2 separate regions of the Homo sapiens genome follow, and region 1 is linked to region 2. A link is an interaction called in ENCODE POLR2A ChIA-PET data of the cell type or tissue named here. Cell type or tissue: OCI-LY7. All regions are shown on one strand.

Region 1 (2,500 bases), 700 kb before region 2:
CGCAATCTCAGCTCACTGCAAGCTCCGCCTCCCAGGTTCATGCCATTCCCCTGCCTCAGCCTGCCAACTAGCTGGGTCTACAGGCGCCAGGCGCCTGCCACCATGCCCAGATAACTTTTTGTATTTTGTTTAGTAGAGACGGGGTTTCACTGTGTTAGCCAGGATGGTCTTGATCTCCTGATCTCATGATCTGCCTGCCTCAGCCTCCCAAAGTGCTGGGATTACAGGAGCGAGCCACCGTGCCCGGCCCAAACCCAGTATTTTCATAAAGTTTATATATATAATATATATATATAAACTATATTATATATATAAACTATAAATATAATATATATTTATATATATTATATAAACTATAAATATATATTTATATATGTTATATATATAAACTATAAATATAATATATATTTATATATGTTATATATATAAACTATAAATATAATATATATTTATATATATTATATAAACTATAAATATAATATATATTTATATATATTATATATATAAACTTTATGAAAATACTGGGTTTCGGCCGGGCACGGTGGCTCACTCCTGTAATTATATATATATAAATTTATAATTTTATATATATATTATATTATATATATTATATATATAATTATATATTATATAATATTATATATAATTATATATTATATATGTAATTATATATTATATATAATATATATAATATATAATCATATATTATATATATGGCATAAATTTATATATATGGCATAAATACTGACTTGTTTTATGGGATGATTCAGAAAAAGCAAAATATACAAGGGCTAAAAACTGACAACTCACCCCAAAGTCCTGAAGGCTGCCTGATCCAGGTGCACAGGCCTCCGGTCACGGTTAAAGCCAAGCTGAGGCTTCCACTGCCGTCCATTGCTGGATTTTTCCCAGTCACTAGGTTTCAGTACTGCTGCTGGCTTTCTGACCATTTAAAAAGACAACACTTAGTAATAGGGATGAAAACCATTTGTACAAAATAAATCTAGGTAATTTACTGTTGTTACCTTGCTCCTGGAAGCATTACAGCTTTAAAAATGTAATCTTCAGCAAACTGTGGGTCTTTAAAATTAATACTGGAAAAGAACAAGAAACAATTCAATGATCTGATTATATCAGCCTGTCTTATCATGTAGACTGAGGTATTTTTCATGTTTAAGTCCTCTCCAAAAATTATTTTAGTTAATAAATGGGTTTGACAAATGGCTAAATGTCTTCCTCACCAAACTGTCTCTAATTCCTGGTACATATAACCTTCATGTAACTTTCTCTGAGGGAAAAGTTATGTTCTAGCTGACTATTGGTGATGACAGAGAAGTAACAGACATTGCCCCAACTCAAATTTCAAAATGATATTGTAGACAGGTCGAAGAGGTTTACAACAACAAAAAATAAAAATAAAATAACCTTTAATTTTGTTCAGTCCACTGCAAAAACCCCAAAGCATCTTGAGGCAGATTAGCTCTTATTTTAATAAAGAAAAGATGGATATACCAATAGAAATATTTGCAAAATCAAAAAATGCACACAAATAGCTAAGAAATCTATGGTGCGGGGGGGATGGACTTAACAAAAAAAATTAAACTTCACAGTTGGACCCTTGTACCCTTCTCTCCTAATGTGTTATTTTTAAGTAATAAAATAATTTTCACCATTTGAAAACTACACAAATATGCTTTTTTTTTTTTTTTTGAGACAGGTCTCGCCCTGTTGCCCAGGCTGGAGTGCAGTGGCACACTCACAGCTCATTGCAGTCTCAACCTCCCAGGCTCAGAGATCCTCTCACCTCAGCCTCTCTCATAGCTGAGACTACAGGTACACAACACCATGCCCGGCTAATTTTTGTATTTTTTGTAGAGATGGGGTTTCCCCACATGGCCCAGGATGGCCTTGAACTCCTGGACTCATAAGACCCACCCACCTCAGCTTCCCAAAGTGATGGGATTACAGACATGAGCCACCGCGCCTGGACAGTATAACTATTTTTAAAAGCTATACACTCAGGCTTTGAGTATAAGCTGGGTCGAACTTCTTTTCTGGTAGTGATAGCCGTGGTAGTGGTATGTATGTGTGTTTACCTATCCCAAAGGTTGGTAAGTACCTAAGTCTGTCTTCTGACATAGCAATGCTTCTTCCAGGACTCTGGTTATACACCAGATTTATACTTAAGGATACTTATAACACTATTATTCATAATGTTTCAAAGACTGTAAAACCCAAGTGTATGAATAACAGTGGACTGGTTAAAAAAACTAGTCCTTCCTAAAAAGGAAGAACTCAGATAATATTTTTAAAAATTTAGTAATAGAAGGTTGGGTGCAGTGGCTCACAAGGTCAGGAGATCGAGACCATCCTGGCTAACACAGTGAAACCCCATCTCTACTAAAAATACAAAAAATTAGCTGGGCGTGGTGGCGGGCGCCTGTAGTCCCAGCTACTCGGGAGGCTGAGGCAGGAGAATGGTGTGAACCTGAGAGGCAGA
Region 2 (2,500 bases):
TTACAATTCATTTATTCATCAGACACATTTATTAGGTATGCACTGTGTCAGACACACGTAGGTGCTGGAGATACAACAATGAGCAAGGTAGCCAGAGCCTCCCGTCCTCATGGAGTATAAATTACCATTTCGTGGTGAGCGGAAGAGTCTACTGGTAAGAATGAATTCATGTCAGAGCTCCAGTAATGACCTTCTGAATCACAGAAAATCCTGAATGGTTCTTTTCAGAAGTGATATTTTGGTGATGGTTCTTGAATTAGTTACCTGCATAAGGGAAAGGAGAGTTGGTGTAGAAACACAAGGTACTTGGTGAATGGGTCTCAAGATCAAATAATTCACATTGAGAACCTTCTGGATTCAAGCTTGACAGGTTATTTTAATGGTACCTGAGATTCGTTTTAATCAGGTGTGGTAAGGCACAGAAACATGAAAATGATTGTTATGAAGGAAGAAGTTTTAATTATGCTCACAGGCCTCTAGAAACAGACATGTCACACAGAGCCAAACAGGGAAGCACCAAGGCAAAATCAGTACGCAAAGAGGAAAGGGAGCGACAGAGACAGAACTGAGGGCAGGAGCTTTTATTGTGTTTTTTTGCAGGAAGGAATGGGCAAGGCCAGGTAAGTAAACTACATAGGCTTAGGACTGGATAGTTTGAATAATTTCAGCTGACAGGGCTGTAGGGGTAGCTCCTGGTTGTCCAGCACCTGGCCCCTGGATGATTGAGGGGAGGGGGATAGAGTCCATAAAAGGATGTGGTTGGGGTTACGGATTTGGGATTGGTTGGTTTGCATATCAGAAACATGCTCTGAGCCACTATCTTTGGGAATTTGCTAACCCTTGGAGGGGCATCCTTCCTATGTCATTGAGGCCCCAGATGTCAGCACATCAAGAATACAGAGAATAAGACAATATAGTTAATTCAGAGATACTGTTTCAAGCTTTCTGCCATGTTGTATGCCATCCCCTTTTACTAGAGAAATAGAATAGTTTGGAGTTATACATGTATGTTTTAGAAAGTTTATAGAATTTGATATTTCCTCACCCTCCCACACTCCAATTAAAATACATCGACACAAGAGGCTTAATTTCAAAACGTAAACATGTTCTGGCATTGGAGTGCCACTCATTTGGATGTTCTTCAAATATCACAGGATTTGAAATCACAGATAAACAGATTCTTTATTCTAAATTTTATTTAAATTACCCCACTATATTAAACCCTGTTTCTATCTTGTCATTAGCCTTCCTAGAGACCTGAATGAGTTCTTTATAGTCTGTAAAGTGTGGCCCAGGCTGGTCTAACACTCACAGTCCTCTCCCTGGCTCTCAGTGTAGCTCTTCTTCATATTTTGTGGTTACTCTGTGGAAGTGCTCTGTCGGGCTAACACTGCCCCTTTATCTCTCTTTGCATAGTTTCACTTCTGCCTCTTAGTTTATTCAGTTCTCTTTTCAGGGACTGCCCTTAGCTCTTCTCCCCATCTGGCCCATTCTCTCAGGACCTGTTTAGACCCACCAATTTCTCCTGGCAACTCCTGCTGGAAGTGCTCATTCTTTCCTTTGGACTCATATAATAGCCCTGCCTTGTGTTATCATTTGACTGTGGCTGGATATCCATAGTTATCCCTTAATGTGGCTATGCCTTAGTTTCCTAATGAGAGTGTAAAAACTCTAACTCCATGTTTTTTATGTGCATTTTTGTACATATTTTTGAGTGGAAGAGGGACAAGGACATATAAAATGAACAAGAAAAGCAAATTCTTCCAAAGCCAACAACCGTGACTTAACAATCCTTTGTTACTTTTTTCTTTTCTTTTCTTTTCTTTTTTTGAGACACAGTCTCGCTCTGTTGCTCAGGCTGGAGTGCAGTGGCACTATCTTGGTTCACTGCAACCTCCGCCTCATGGGTTCAAGCAATTCTCCTGCCTCAGCCTCCCAAGTAGCTGGGACTACAGGCACCTGCCACCATGCCTGGCTAATTTTTGTATTCTTAGTAGAGATGAGATTTTACCATATTGGTCAGGCTGGTCTCAAACTCCTGGCCTCAGGTGATCCATGTGGCTAGTGGCTACTGTATTGGACAGGGAGGCTCTAGAGTCCTCCAGTAGAGCCGTATCTCATCGTTTGAAAGACCACTTTTCATTGTTAAACATGGTTAAATCCTTAGTATCTTGTACATCTGTATCCTTGTAATGCAGGGGACTTTGACTTAAGGTTTAGGATTTTACTGAAATGGTTTCTCTGGGCTTCTTCTTATTACCAGAGTGCCCTTGGCTGAGGGGAATGAGCATTTACCTCCACAGGTTGGAGAAGCATGGCTCCAAAGTGACCCTCTGCAAACAGAATTGAAAAGCCATGCACAATGTCATTCTACTGTTTTCATGCATTTTTTAAAATGAAAATAATGTTAAATAAAGGCTAGCCAAATTCCTTAGGACTTCATCTCCCCACCACACCTTCAACCTTTCTCCATCTGTTTCCCCTTCAAGATAAAGAAAAC

Evidence for each region. ChIA-PET counts read pairs that join two places held together with the same protein. Peaks named below come from ENCODE experiments on the same cell type or tissue, not always from the same donor. Only the 100,000 strongest peaks of a DNase experiment are listed, where the experiment ranks them.
Region 1: POLR2A ChIA-PET joins it to region 2 with 5 read pairs; 2 of 35 experiments call an interaction of 5 or more read pairs at or near these places.

What each region holds. Positions count from the first base shown.
Region 1 is chr20:21,364,015-21,366,514 of GRCh38, reverse strand. It overlaps XRN2 (5'-3' exoribonuclease 2), which reads right to left. Exons shown (of 30, transcript NM_012255.5): 25 at 1,026-1,094; 26 at 811-942. Among named protein-coding and RNA genes, the nearest start is that of NKX2-4, 32 kb to the left of the region's middle. In OCI-LY7, no CTCF peak of the experiment used is centred here; no DNase peak of the experiment used is centred here.
Region 2 is chr20:20,667,733-20,670,232 of GRCh38, reverse strand. All of the region lies in intron 3 of RALGAPA2 (Ral GTPase activating protein catalytic subunit alpha 2), which reads left to right. Among named protein-coding and RNA genes, the nearest start is that of RALGAPA2, 44 kb to the left of the region's middle. In OCI-LY7, no CTCF peak of the experiment used is centred here; a DNase peak (open chromatin) is centred at 1,412.